Linked DNA regions of Mus musculus: region 2 is linked to region 1. A link is a loop called in an ENCODE intact Hi-C map of the cell type or tissue named here. Cell type or tissue: left cerebral cortex. All regions are shown on one strand.

Region 1 (8,000 bases):
GCTTTACAACCTATATCTCTAATTTTCCTAGAGATTATATGGCCCACCTGATACATATTTTAACAAATCTAATTTCTTTCTTTTGTCTGTGACTTGTTTGTTTGGTGGTGGTTTGTTCTATTTGTTTTGTTTGTATTTGCTTGGTTTGGAGGAATACTTTTGCTCTGTCCTAGAACTCACAATATAGCCTAGGTTGCCATAGCATTCTTCCTTCCTTTGCATCCCATGTACTGGAACTATAGGCACGAGCTACCTCGCAACTCCCTTTGTCTTTTAACAAGCTAAGCAGCTCCTTTTGTTCCTAACCAGAATTTTGACAGATATTGAGTAGTTGCAGACATGGCTGTAAGTACCATATCCCTGTGGAAACAAACCCTAAAACCGGTTTATGGGCAGGTTGGTAGGCAATAAGAACCCAGCCTCAGGCAATTCATGAATCCAGGAACTCAACGTTTAAATTATCACCTAAAGTTAACTGGAATGAAGGGCTAATTAAAGACTGACTTTAGAGGCCTGAGAAGTCATGATGATGTAACAATGTGAATGAGAATAAAACAAAATCAAATCTTGTAAGAAACACACAAAAGGATAGTATAAGCTCATCTACTCCAAGTACAGTAATGAACATTCTATGAGTAAAGTAGGCTAAAAGGATTCCTTTATCTCCGACTTTAAAAGTAAGTAAATTGTGTTAAATAGCAACTAAATATATTTCCTTGTCAGATTCCTTAGGTGAAACTGAGAGCATCAGCCAGACAAGAGGAAGCCCCCTAAACACTGAAATGAATTCAGCTAAGAATATTGAAATCATCATGAGTACTGCAAAGCCTCTCCAACCAGTATGGACAGATTCTTCTCACTTTGGCCTCCCTGGTGTTTCTTTACATATATAACTGTCGATGTACGACACTGGAACACAGATTTACAAAAGTAAGCTTTCCCATATTGTTATCCCTTCTAAGTAGTCTAGAATCTAGGATCAGAGCCAGATCCTGCTCAGTCAGTTGGAGTTTGAGCAAGATGAGAACAAGAATGCATTTTATTTCAGTTGGAGACCGATTTTACCTTCTAAATGTTTCTACTAGTAAAAGGGAAACCATGAAAATTGTGTGTGTGTATGTGTGTGTGTGTGTGTGTGTGTGTGTGTGTGTGTGTGTGCATGAATTTATATATGATCATGGATTCTAATGGTAAACTTTGAAGGAAAAGAATCTATTATCAAATAAACTAAGTCTTTCATGATGGGTATAACTAGGCATAAATTGTTGGCATATATATAAACAGCTAAGAAGATATCCAATATTTAGCAGGTTAGTTGAATGAAACCTCGATTCATGGTTAAGTAATGGTAAAAGGTTTTTTTAATGGTTGAGTAGATGGTTTTTACTGTAGATATAAGGAAGATTACAGCCAGAGGCATCTGGAATTGTTTAGTGCAGGGAGAGTAGGTAGACTAAATATAACCAGAATACTGAACTGGGTCATGAGAGGAGAGGGTGGGATAAGAGAGGAAGAGAAAGGCAGCAAAGGGAACCAAGGAAGAAGAAGATCAAGAGGGCTCGTGGTAAAAATGGCAGTGCTATATAGGAATCAGGAGCTGGGGAAGGGAAGCCTATGAACTATGAAATTTAGGACAGACAGCAGGGAGGGTGTGAAGAGCTGAGAGGAGCCACAGGTACTGAGTGAACCTGGAGACCAGCATTCTCTTTAGTATACTAATAGGCCATATACTAATAGTTAGCCATTTGTTCCAGGTTTCTTTTGAACTTGACATTCTAGTCTTTATGTTCATGATAATCACTTAATCTATTCTATAACTGTATTTTAACTGAAATTAGGTAGTCATTGTCAGGATTTAGGAAGGCTAGAATGCTATTTAAAGACTGGGTAGCAGGGCAGAGAGGAATTGAGCTAGGATCATCTTTCTTGCCACCCACATATTGTGGGACCATCTGGGGCTAGTGAAGTGTAGGCAGATTTGAAGTAATCTAGAAATTGCAACTTTGAAGCAGTCTAGAAGTTCTGGTTCAAGTCAGAGGCTCTGGATGGTTGTAAATTCTATCAAAAGTATCTAGGTTATATGGGTTTTCAGCAACTCTGGGGCAAGCTTATTTTTTTTCACAATTTATGGTCTTTGATTGAAAATCTGTTGGGACAGATATAGACTAGCGACAGGAGGTAAAGTTAAGGAGCCTAGGGGAAAAATCTTGAGTGTATACTTGAACCATTCAGGCCAATGGTCCTAACAGTTGAGGCTGTGGAAGTTGTCTCAACACTAGAAGCATAGACAGACAGACAGACAGACAACAGATGAGAGGGGGGAAGGGGAGGGGGGAGGGGGAGGGGAAGGAAGAGGGAGAGGGAGAGGGAGAGGGACAGGGAGAGGGAGAGGGAGAGGGAGAGGGAGAGGGAGAGGGAGAGGGAGAGGGAGAGGGAGAGGGAGAGGGAGAGGGAGAGGGAGACGGGGAGAGAGAGGGAGCCCATTCTTAGGAACAGGCAGTAGGGTAGGCTGGCTAGCTTAGGATATTGATTGACAGAAGTACTTATCTGGAGTCCTTTTGACCTTGTCATGTGGATATAAGTCCATGAAACTTGCACGAATTCTTTTAAGTTTACAAAAATATAAGAGTTTTAGACATTTAGATGTTAGCAACACAACTGTTTGTAATCTTTACTCAAATTCACATTGTAGAAACATCAGTAGTCTCATATCTGGGAAAAGACACCTTAGTATGATTAAAAGTAATTCAGAGTCTTAGGGAACTAGAAAAACTGAATTGTGTGCACCATAGGCACCTGAGTGTTTATCGCCCCAGTATCTTGAAAGAACCAAGTCATATTGTTTCAGAGAAAGTACACCCTTCATGGAAACACTGAAATTGGCATTTCCTTAGAGAAAATGAGTGCATTTTTCAAAGGTGCTTAGATGGCATTCTTTGTTGGCTGGAAATGTGATGTATCTGATGCTTTTAAATGGGTTATCACAGAAGAAGAATTTTAGAGATCTTGAATGGAAAAAGGACACACATACACACACACACAAACACACACACAATGGCATAAAAAAATGAGACCCCTGTCCTGCTAATAAAGAGGAGAATCATGCCTACCAAAATGGTCCAATCTATAGAATCTTCCCTGGGGAGTAGCTAACCACTGAGACCACTGAGAAGTTCCCTTCAGACAGTTTACAGATCAGTGTGACTTTTCTGAGATGACATCATGGATGATTGAAGAGTATATTATAAGAACATCAAATTTTCTACTGTAAATCTTCCTTTGTAGCTTCCCAAAGAAACCTTGAGCAAATAACCAGTCGGGGGAAAATTTTCAGTGGGGAAAGAGACACAGACAAATATCTCAGAGATCATTAGATAATAACTTCAAACTTAGTCCTCCAAAGCAGAGAATATTGTCTGGTTTTCATGACAATGTTTTAATATAGTCTGCTCAGCGACTGCTTCAAGTGTCTTATGGGACCTCATTACATCAGTTCCAGTGACACGGCATCACTCGTAGCTCACTACAAGGACATTGTTGTACTGGTAAATTTGTTACTTGGGCTGGATGTGAAGGGAAAGCTTGCCCTTCTTCACTTAGCCCTGAAGACTGAGGCCTGGAGTAGTCTCTAGGCTCATTCACTCGAACAGCTGGCAACCAACACAGAGTGTTGGCAGGCACCTTAACTGGAGCTCTTAGCCAGAACCTATCCATGTCACTGCTGAGTACAGCCTGGGCTTCCTTACAGCATGGTGGTTGCATGCCAATCACCATAAGCACTCTGAGGAAAGCACACAGTGCCAGAAGGAAGCCATATTTCCTAAAGCAGTGCCATTTTGCCCCATTCTGCTCTCCAACCAGTCACCAAGTCCCAACTAGGTTCAAGAGGCGGGATATGCATACTTAATGGTGAGTGACATGGTCCAGAAGATCCCACAGTTCCAGAAATGCCATTGCTCCCACATGGGAAAAAATCCTTCTTTCCATTTTTCTGGCTTTGAATCGAGTTCCAAAATGTACAGTTGGAACAAATATGCTATGAAACCAGAAAGCATGCTCACATTGTCTCCCAGGTGGATAGATCTTTTTAAATGACAAAGATTATTACATGCCTAATCGGAAACTTCTCCCACTGCAGCACTTATCCAAGATTTATTATCATCTGGGGAAGAACTAAACACTGCCCTTATTTGCCTGCTGCTCCATAAATATTGATTAGACAAATATTTGACTTTTATTCACTCACTGTATACAGAATTCGAGAATTCATCTACTATTGTAAGATAGGCCAACAAAATACCTTTAGTCTCCTATCTCTGATATAAACCAACTATCTGCTGTCTGTGAGAGACAGGGGTTTCGACTCTCTCACAAGGGGCCTTTACTTCTGACTTAGGAACCTCATGCTGTTAACTGGGCTGGTAACGCTATGTACTTATTTATGAACAGGAAGGTAACACCATGTTGACTGCCATGGAAACACTTGGCTATTGACTGGATATCATCATAAATATTGGGGTGTAATAGAAAACTATAGCTCAAGTATTAAAGAGGAATTTTCTCATCTTTGGCTGCAAATTTGCCTTCAGTGTCTTTACATTGGTATCTGTTAGAGGCAAAAGCTTTGCCTTTAACAAATATACCTAAGTTGCCTGTTGTGCACTAAACATTTACATCAGTAAGCTGTGGACATCTGTTAATATTCCATCAGCAGGTGCAGTCCCTGGGGACATAGTGATGAGCTTACCTGAGCAAGCAAGTCGGTAACTCCAAGTGCTATTCCTGTGGCCACATGGCAAGATTTTTGCCAGGAGTTGATCACAGAGAAAACTTATCCAGGCTGGTTCGAAAAGAGCACTGTCCAACATGCTGGCACTAGTACAAAGTGAATTGCTATAGCCCTGTATCTCCTACCCTGATTGGAATGATGCTGGGGAAAAATATAAAAGATAATTCTCCTAGTGGGCAGAACTAGCAGGGTACATATTGTGGTCCAGTTTTCCTGGAAGGAGACATTGCATGTGAAACAATTGAAGGGCAATGACTAATGGTTTGACCAGATGGTTGGAGACAAAGGGGTTTGGATAAACCTCCCAGAATTAACTAAGAATTCGAGATTATTTTTGTCCTATGCAAATGTTCAGTAAAAAGTTCCCACTAAAGATGAGGCTTTCAATAATCAAGGGGACAACTTGTTCTAAACGTAGATGCCAGTCAATCTTGATTTTCCTCCCCCAAATCCCAGGCATGTTTACATAACATGTTCATTTAAATTGCAGCCATGGCACTGTAAGGGGATTTTGAATAGACTCAACAAATGGACTCCTCACTAATACAAATTTGGCTATCATCAGGATTGAATGCCCAATTTTATAGCAAAAGCCACCATCTCTGAACCTCAGGCAGGTCCCCATATCCAAAGGAAAGCAGATAGCCTGTTGGCAGCAAGTTGGTTATTTTGGACCCTTCCCCACAGTGGATTTTTCCTTATTAGAATACAGACTTATTTTGGATCTGGATTGGCAGGCTCTGCTTGCCTCTCTTTGCCAACAATACCATCTGTTAACTTCCTGAATGTCTACTCATTACGAAGTTAACCCAAACAATATTACTTCTCACTAAGAAAGCTTAATTTATAAAAGAAATAAGATAATAAGGTGATGTGCATGAAATTCGCTGACATTTTTTTGCCAAAATAACTAGCCATCTAGAGTATTAAAATACATTATTAAATACTCAGTTGCAATGCCAACTACAAGACAATACTCTGGGAACCTGAGCGACTTTCTAATGAAATATGGTCCACATTGTTATGTTGTATTCTCAGCCACAATAATAAAATACACTCTGTGATTAAGGGGATAAAATGAACACATTCTTTTGATCTATCATTCTGGTTTATTTAAAATTATACCACAAAGCCTTAAAACATGTTATGGGAAATTACTTCATTCAATCTTCCAATGTCTGACTGCAATCATTATCACAAAATCATAGTGTTAGATTCATGTGTATACAAAAATAGTTAGAATGAAGTTATACTATTTGAGGTGGCAACAGTCCCCCTGAAAATCCAGTGTCAGTCATAGGATAGTCCTTTTCAAATTGTCAGTTAGAAAAGTGTAAGAAACCATGAAAACAACATAGGTTATTAATGCTGCCCTCTGTTGCTTCCCAGAAAATTGCTGGTAAGACTCTATTGATAAAGAAACTATATGCTTTGGGTAAAGTACTCGAAAGAACTGAAACTAGAAGCCAACTAGCCTTCAAAGTATAAAAAACGGGCTATCCAAGCTGTCAAGAGAAAAAAGTAACCAGTAGTTTTACTGTCTTAGTTTCATTTCTATTGCTAAAATACTGACCAGAGCTAACTTGTGGACAAAAGGGTCTGTTTCAGCTTACAAGTCCCACATCACAGTCCAACACTTTGAAAAGTCAGAGCAGGAACTGAAGACCTGAAATAGTACTATGCAAGAATGCTTCTTATTTGCTTACTTTTCATAGTTCACTCTGCTTTCTTATTTTTGTTTAACTTGGACCCACCTGCCGAGGGATGGTACCACCCACAATGGTTGACCCTCCCAACACCAATCAGTAATCAAAAAATTTCCTCACAATCTTGCCTACAGAACAATTTGATGGAGACATTTTCTCAATTAAGGTTTATCATTTTAGATAACTCTGATTTTTGTTAAGTCAACAAAAAATGACCAACACATCTACCCAGTTATAACATCTACAAACTACAAGAACCAGAACTGTAAGGTACCCCAAAGACACAATAGTGACACTTACATCCTATGGGTAATGAACAATTGTCTTTTTGACCTTAAGGCCCTCTCAGTATAAGAGAATGTGTGCTTGATGCTGTAAATCCAGCCCATTAGCCATGGATAGTGAGGACATGGAACCTATAATCTCCTCTACTACTGCTATTTCTTAAACTGGTATAATTTCAAACTACATTCTAAATATTCATCAATGTGCACATAGATAGATACAACTCTCATCCCTCATCAAAGCTTATTTTTGCAGCAGATGGAGATGATCAGAGAAGGCCACAACAGAACATAATGGTGTAAACAACTGGCCATGGGGTTCTCAGACACAATTGACACATCTAAAACACAACTCCTACACGAAAGTCTTAGGGAACCATCAAAGAAGAGGAGAAGAAATATTATAAGAAGCAGAGAAGTGAGATGTGTACTGTGAGAGAGCTAATCTACCTATGACAGAAAAGCTGCACCTCTGGCATCTGTAGGCATCGTATACACACATACATGCCCATGTATAGCCATATACAAAATTTAAAATTTCTAAATAAATACTTTAAAATGATAGTATGATTACAATATGTAACTTATTCATGTTCATAATTTAAAATTTATTTTTGAGAATTTCATGAATATGTTAAGGTTGCTTATATGGAAAAGGAAGAATAAAAAGGAGAAACATTTAAAGGGTGGATAAGGAGTTGTAATCATCAGAATGTATGTTATACATGTATAAAATATTCAAATAACAAACTCAATAAATATATACTTTTTCAGTATTTTTTCATTAATTTCAGTTTCTAAAAAAAACCTATTTTTTAAATTAATTGCATCATTTTCCTTCTTTCTGTTCCTCATTCTAACCTTTTCTATGCATTCCCTTAATCTCTTTCAAATTCATGGCATCCGTTTTCCTAATTCTTGTTACATATCTAGCTTTCATGGCACCAGGAGGAAGCATGCAAGTTCACAAGAGAGTAAAGCAATGTTCTACACAGTTATGATGCTTGTGAACTAAAATAAGGGCCATGGTGACAGGTAATCGTTAAGGGTGCAATGTATAAGTGGCACATATACATTGGCAGTAAAGAGCAGCTTTCTGATTGGACTCAAGGCTGCTCAAGTCCTCTGAGAGGCTCTACCAGCAGCTGACTGAGACAGATGCAGATGCTTACATCCAGCCATTGCACTGAGGTTGGGGACCCTATGGAAGAATTAGAGGAA
Region 2 (8,000 bases), 85 kb after region 1:
TGGGTGCCTCTACAGCAGGCAGGAGAATTGTCCTTGAGGTCCTTAGAGCAAGAAAGCTGGTCCTGCCACTCACCTACTGCAGCCCTTGGGAAAGTGGTCCTGTACTTAATCTGGGCAGCACAGCAGGGCTAGCTAGCCCTGCATATGGGGGTTGTGAGTGATTTGACCCTGAGGGCATGAGTGTGGACAAGAGTTCGACCCTGCTTCTTGTCTGGTGTTCGGTGATACCAGTGAGGGAAAGGTCCATTCCAGTCCTTTTTGCCCACACCATGGTCAGCAGACAGGAGAACGGACCCCTATGGGGTCATGAGAGAGGAGGGCTGGCCCTGCCCCTTACCTGCTGAAGCACTTGGGAGAGCAGGCTTGACACCTCACCTAGGTAGCACAGTTGAGCTGACCCTGATGACTGGAATGTAGTTGAGCTGGTCCTGTAGGTGAGAGTGTGGAAAAACTAGCACTACTACTTGTCTGCTACACTGCAGCATGGGCAAGGGAAAGATGACCTCCCCAACCCTCGTGCCTTGCCACTTATGGCAGGTGGGAGAGGCGGCCCTGGGGACATGAGAACAGAAGAGCTGTCTCCGCCCCCCACCTGTTTTAGCACTTGAGAGAGCAGGCCCTGTTCTTCACCTGGGCTACAGAGTAGAGCTGGCCCTGGACATGGGTTTTGCAGGTAAGCTAGCCTTACGGGCTTGAGCAAGGAGAGTCATCTCTGCCTCTTCTCTGCTGTGCAGTGGTGTGGATGAAAGATATCCTCCTCTCCTCCCTTATACTTCACTACCTATGGCAGGTAGGAGAGCCAGGAGTCAAGAGAGTGAGAGAACCAGCGATGTCTGTCCCTGGCTGCAACTCCTGGTGGTAGTGGACACCGTACCTGACCTGGGCAACAGGAGAGAACTGACTCTCATTTTGGGTGTTGCTGGTGAGCTTGCCCTGAGGGCATGATAGTGGGACAGCCTGATGTCTAACCAACTCAGATATCTCTCAGGCCCAGATCCAGAGCTTTGAATTGTCCCACCCCAACATCTACACCATAGATGAATCTATGGGGCACATGAAGGGGCTCGTCCTACAGATCCAAAACTACAGGATTTCCATGACACAAGGCAACAGCAGGATGGGACTCCAAGAGGAGTCCCAATGAGGTCCCAGTATTGGCAGAGTGGCAGAAGACAGAGGCCTCAAAGAAGACCAATGACTCATTGCAATGAACATTCGTAGGCATAAAGTGTGGCCAAAAGGGTATACTGTGGGACACAGAGCAACACATGACAGTTACCACAATGAGGTTTCCTTTCTTTGTTGGAGGTTAGGTTGCAAAGGTGGAAGGTAGGCAGGTATGATTGGAGGGGGAGATGAATGAGATTGGATGCATGATGTGAAATTCACAAAGAAACAAGAAAACGTTTTGTTGTTTTTTAAAGACACTAGACAAATAGATGAAGAAATGCATAGTGTGCTAAGGAGGAGCCACCTCAGAAGGCAAACTGCTTGCCACTCATGCGTGAAGAACTGAGTTTGTATTTCCAATGTAAACATAAAAGCTATCACGGTTGTACACACCTGTAATTTCAAAAGCTAGCATGATGGTATATATCTGTAACTTCAGTGCTGGGAGCAAGGCGCTAAGGGTGAAGACAGGTAGATCTCAGGGGCTCACTGGTCAGCCAGTTTATCTGAGAGAGAAAATTCCAGTTTAGTAGATATTGTATCACAAAATAAGGAGAAGAGCAAGTTCTAAGTTTCCATGTTCTCTTTGAGCAAACCTCCCCCAAGGCATCTATGTGATCTCCCTAGTCCCTGTCCTTCTGGGGCGTTATGGCTTTATTGTGTAGGCTTGACTGATTCAATCATGATTGTCACCTCAGCTTTCAACTCCTCCACTATCCCTGGAGATCAAGAGATGTGGGAAGAAAAATCCCAACATCCTAATCACATCATTGGGTCTCCTGGCAACCAGGTCCTATGAGAGTATCCAAGAGTATGCCAAGACCTGCCTCATTAGAACAAAAGATGTTTCTGTCATCAAAGAAATTTCAGTGAATTTGGAAGCTCTGTCTTGCAAGCTTCTATCACTCAAGAAATTATAAAGCTCTTTCCTATGCCAGAAATCAGAATTGAAGACCAAACTTACAACAAAGGAACCTGCCAGCACCCAGCTACAAGGATGTAAAAAGCTTTGACTTAGGAAATCAAGCCTAGATGAGACGTAAATTTCTTATTTTATCACACTGTATAATGTAATATTAAGATAAGGTATAAGGTCCTATCACTTTGTTGAATAATATTGAAACTAAAGAAAAATTAATTTTTAAAATGACATTGGTCTGGAGAGATGGTTCAGTGGTTAAGAGCAAGTTCTGCTTTTGCAGAGGACTCAAATATGTCTCCCAGAACCATGTCAGACAGCTGAAGTCACCTGTGACTCCAGCTGCAGAGGATAGCACTCCCTCCTCTGGCCTCTCATGCACACATATCTTCAAATCCCAATACACATACTAATAATGAAAACTTTGTTCTCTTAAAAAAAATAGGTACTTTTTCTAGAACATATTTGCCTCTTGAAGATTATTATAAACTAACTTTTTATAGATATTCACACGGAGATAAAAACCAAAATAGCACCGTGTGGTAAAGACTGGCTGGCACACACCATCCACATGCCTCTACTCCTGAACTCATAGCTGGATCAGTTCTCTCAGCCTCAGTGAAGCAAGCTGTAGAATATTTTCTCCAAAAGAGGGCAGGCAGCACTGATGTGTGACTGCGCCACTCTACACTTCCTCTGGAAGAGCCACCACACTCTTCCGAAGCTCAAATTAGAAAAACCATAATAATCCTGGAAAGCATGTGCAGACATGAGATGGAGTCGTAAGATGTGAGGAGTCTTGGTCCCTGCCAGCATCACTACTTGGAGAGCCAGAAATTCAAGCAGTATGGTTTTGTAAGCTATATGTAAGCATTGCTTCTGTTACACCGTTGGGGAAATATTTGTTACAGCAGCTACTGCTGACCAAATTAAATTCTGTCTGTGGCACTTTTAGATTCATGGACATCTAGATTGATAAGCTTGGCCTTTCTGCTGAATATTCTGAATAATGAGACACAATGGCACCATTGCTCCATTTACCACCCTTTTTGAGTAGGCTTCTAGAGCCTAATGGCTACCAACTGTATTATAGCTTTCTGTGTGTATTCTACTCAATAAAGAACAATGTGGACATGCAATAATGTCTGTTAAATTTTGTTTGACAAGGTTCGCATCCAAATACACGTATATTTCTAGCAGACAGATGCTTTTCATACTTCCTTCCAGCAATGCTAATGCTTCGCTGGAGTCCTAATTCTAATACCTTGTAATCAAGAAAATTCTAATACATTGTAATCAAGAAAACAAGGCTGCTCCAACGGCATGTCAGAAGGGAGTGTCAGAATCCACAGCACAGTTGAGAAAAATCGCAATCGCAATCTGAGAAATTCTATAAATTGGGGCAGATTCAGAAAAGAACATTCTACCCCCAACACACAACACACACACACACACACACACACACACACACACACACCCTACACATGAATGTGCTGGGAATTTTCATATTTGTGACCACAGAAAATTCCATATCCAATATGAATCAAGATCACCTAAGAGCACTTCAGATGGTCTTGACCCCTTGTTTGTTACTGTATTTGCCATTACTTCATAAGCAACAAATTTGTGGGAAATGTGAGATATTTAAAAGTACCAAACAGAATCCAGTTTTTAACTGGTTCTAGGCCAGTTCTACTGATAAGGAAAAAATCCAGCAAAATTTGGTGATAAGTGAGCCATTTCTATAAAACATGATCCTTTTTGAGCTACACACATACTTTCCTATTTTTTCAGTATATGAGCATCCAAAGACGCAAGAAAGCCAGCTGTCTCAACAGCACCATCGCAGCCCACTTCTGCCTTGTCTATCAGACAGGGGATCTGTGTTGCCAGCCTACTGTCAGCACTGGGGAAGAGAAAGCCAAGCAGTTATCAGTGATTCTCTGTGCCTTTAACTTTACCACATTAGCCAAGAATAATTAGCAATGGTCTGAAAAGGAATTGGATTTAAAAAAAAAAAAGCAACAATTCACACTTCAGCATTTATGCAAATCTGAGTAATTTAAATGTATGAGATGATTAAGAAAGAACCTTCTCTTTAATTCCCCAAGAGTATGTGTGTCCTTTTCTCTTTATGCAAATTTCTAAGATAGTCTGTTCTTTGATTCTTTTCTTAGATCACCACACCGCTTAAATATAAAACATTGTAAATATATAGGATGGAGTTAGAATCTTGCCTGTGGCTTCATATGAAACTATGTAAACCTCTAACAAAAGCAGTATTCAGACTGGTTTTGAATTGTCAGGATCAAGTTGAGAAGAGTGGTACAAAAAAAAAATATATAAACGCAAATGTCTACTACGGAAAGTCTTCAGAACAATTTGTCAGGTCTAATAAATGTAGTGCCTACATATAAACTCTTAAGTGCCTTAAAGCTTTGTGCCCTTGCATCAATTAACATTTAATTTGACTTTTTAACAACCTCACTTATCACTGGTTTTTTCCTGCCTGTGAAGCTAACAAATGTTAGAGTTTCAAAGCTGGCAGTTTATGATTACTTATAACCAACACAATTTCAGGGTAATGCAGTAAGAGATTAATAGACCACGGGGGATGACACAGCCACGGGGCTTGCTATAAAAAGAGGGATGAACTACCATAATAGTAATGCCTCTCTTGAATAAATGTATTTGAAAGCTAGCTAAACCGATCTCCAGAGGGAAGTCTTCATCTTCATTGTATTAATAGTGCTTTTAATTATACTTCAGTAGTAATGTTAGGCTTTTGTTTATAAAATAATAAAATAAATAAGAATTTTCTTAAATACCCTGTCTTCCGATACTGGAAGTAGAATGAAAAAAAAAAATTGTGTCAAGGAAGAGACTGAAAGAGGCAAGAATTTTATTCTCATACTGTTTTTTCATTCATAGGTAGTTGCCTCTCTTTTTCTCTCTTTGTGTGTGTGTGTGTGTATGTATGTGTGTGTGTGTGTGTATATATATATATATATATATATATATATATATATATGTGTGTGTGTGTGTGTGTGTGTGTGTGTGTGTGTGAGGGCGCCTAGGTAGGAGAGAAGAGGATATCCAGATCCTCTGGAACTAGAACTGTGGGCCTCCCGATGTAGGTGCTGGGAAGCACACTCTGTTGCTCCCTCAGACAGTAAGTGCTCTAACCACTGACAAATCTCTCATAAGCCTCCATGAATTTTAGACTTAAGTTAATAAAAATGGTGTTATTTTTCTATTTTAGGATAAAAATACTTGATATTTACACATGCAAACAAACACACAAATCTATTGTTGGTATTAAGAAACACAAGCATTAACTCCACTATACTGCAAAAAAAAAATTGCGGTAGCAAATTAGTTAATACTAAAGACAGTCATCCTGTTTTCTTTTCAAGTAAAACATCTATGGACCCTCTGGCCATAGTTCTATTTGAAAACTGGTGGAAGAAAATTTCCAAAAATGTCATATACCAGTTAGATGAGGGAGAGTATCTAACACTGATTCTAATTCCTTCCCAGTTAGGCTTTTAGCCTCGGCCACTCGGCCTCCATCCTCCTCAGAGTCGTCTTTCCAAATCAAGTGGGATGAAGAGCAAGCTCTCAATTGTAGAAGCATAATGTAGCCACAGTCCCAGCTCTCCCTTCCAGTTATGGTTAATCTGAACTCTGTATCTGGGCTGACAGTAGATACGTGATGATTTTGTCTATGTGAATAATTCCTCCAAAGACTCAACCCCATTTCCCCCACCCCACTCATTCCCACACTGTAGTCTGCTCGCTGAAGAAATCAACCAAAGCACTTTATAGGAAGTCTAAGATGCACTGCTTTGAATCCATTCAGTAAAGGATTTCCATTCAAATAAATTGTTTAAAATCAGTATGTCTGTATTTGACAATCGGAAGATGTGGAGATTTTATTGCTAAGCTTGTGTTCAATCTTTCCTATGATAATTCTATCATATTCATGTACTTTTATCAAAAGTAGCTGAAGCGGGAACTGGAAAGAGGACTTAGCATTCAAGAGTATTGGTTTCTTTTCCAGAGAACCCTGGTTTGAGTTCCAGCCCTCAAAATGTGGCTCATAACTATCTGTTACTTGAGTCTCAAGGGATCTAATACCTTTTTCCAGTCCCCATGGGTACTGAAAATGCATGATACACAGACATACATCAGACAAAACACTCAAACATATAAAATAAGGAGAAAAGAAAAACACTTTTAAATGGCTGAAGCAAATTTTTGGAAAACACAAAATTTCAGATGGGTTTTGATTTTTTAGGCTTTGGATACATGTGTGTGAGCTGGGTACAGTCTGTGTCAAAATACTAAATAATCATATTGCAAAGAAATTCTCTTTTATAAACTAAAAGCATCTAATGGCTTAATTTATTGAAAAAAGAAGAGCTGATTTAAACCACATATCACTCAAAGATATTTTGAATAAATTACCTATGCTATATGTTAAAAGGAAAGAAGATTTGTACATATATTTTGTGTATGCATATATATATATACATATATATGAAAAAAGAGTTATAGTAAATCAATGAAGTTGCTATTATCACACTTCCAAATTCTTCCTATCCTTTGAGATTATCTAATTAGTACTAGGTTTTCAATACCCTTTTACTCACCATTTCTCTATAATGTCCCGAAATTTTTATGTAGAAGGCTCAGTTTAGTTCTATAACTAGTTATTTCCATGCATGCTTATATATTTGCTAGATATTCAAAATTTTTAATAAAATTAAATATGATTGTATAAGAATTTCATCAGTTCTACACCTTAGTGTCTTATGGCCTGAGGGAACCTAGATGATGCTGTAAAATATGCACATTCTAGCATCTATCCAAGTTTACTCCCCAAATAAGATTCTTACTCAGAGAATGCACACCATCTACTAATAATTATAAACCCCACTCTCTGAATGAAGTCACCTCAAGCCCACCCAGAATTTGAGGAAAGGTAGCAGGTCTTACCAAAACCCTATAGACAGACATGGCAACCTCTGAGAACAAGTTTCTATAAGGATAATTAATGCAGCAAGATTAGATAAATAAAGAGGAAAAGAAAGTTCATGAGAAGAGGGAATGGGGATCAAGCAAGTAGAAGGAAGGAAAAGAGCAGAATGCTGTGAGAGAAGAAGTGGTGGAGACATTCTCAGATGGGGAATGCTGGAGAGTATCAGGAGCATGCTTCCTTAGCAGGCCTGGAGTTGGTCCTCAGCAGGAAACAAACCAGATGCTATCAATCAAACATATATTGTCCATGGAGGGGAAGATGAGGAGTGAAGGGTGGTCCTTGTCAAGATGAAGACAGACTGAACGCAAATACATGACACTCCAAATGCAACAACAGAGTATTTCCTGGAAACCTCATATCTTATTTTGAAAGTCAAGAGAAAAATAGATTCATAATGGCTGAGATGTCTAAACTAAATTATTGCCACTGAAAAATCAAACGAGATCATCATCCAGCAGTATAACAACTAGAATGATGAATAATTCAAAGAAAAGTGTTAACAATGTATATTTCTGCCTGAAAGGTCTGGAATAAAGCAAAAGGGCCCAGCCAAAGAGGAGGAGGAGGGGGAGGGAGAGGAAGAAGAAGAAGAAGAAGAAGAAGAAGAAGAAGAAGAAGAAGAAGAAGAAGAAGAAGAAGAAGAAGAAGAAGAAGAAGAAGAAGAAGAAGAAGAAAAGAAGAAGAAGAGGAGGAGGAGGAGGAGGAGCAGCAGCAGCAGCAGCAGCAGCAGCAACAACAACAAAAGAGGAGAAAAGTAAAACTGAAAAAACAAAGAATAAAAGATCCTGAACAAAATTAAGTGAAGGCAGTATATTGAGTGAAATTTCTGGCTTTCAAGTAAGAAGAGAAACTTTAAATAAAGAGCTA

What was found. Hi-C counts contacts between places; a loop is a spot of excess contacts. Peaks named below come from ENCODE experiments on the same cell type or tissue, not always from the same donor. Only the 100,000 strongest peaks of a DNase experiment are listed, where the experiment ranks them.
Region 2: it touches region 1 in a loop (6-fold over the local background); 3 of 42 quality-filtered maps call a loop at or near these places.

The regions. Positions count from the first base shown.
Region 1 is chr3:70,305,201-70,313,200 of GRCm38, reverse strand. No RefSeq gene overlaps it. Among named protein-coding and RNA genes, the nearest start is that of Gm23477, 80 kb to the right of the region's middle. In left cerebral cortex, no CTCF peak of the experiment used is centred here; DNase peaks (open chromatin) are centred at 1,950, 3,726, 5,043, 5,487 and 2 more places; H3K27ac peaks cover 447 bases.
Region 2 is chr3:70,219,830-70,227,829 of GRCm38, reverse strand. No RefSeq gene overlaps it. Among named protein-coding and RNA genes, the nearest start is that of Gm23477, 5.0 kb to the left of the region's middle. In left cerebral cortex, no CTCF peak of the experiment used is centred here; DNase peaks (open chromatin) are centred at 2,781, 3,938 and 4,302; H3K27ac peaks cover 1,117 bases.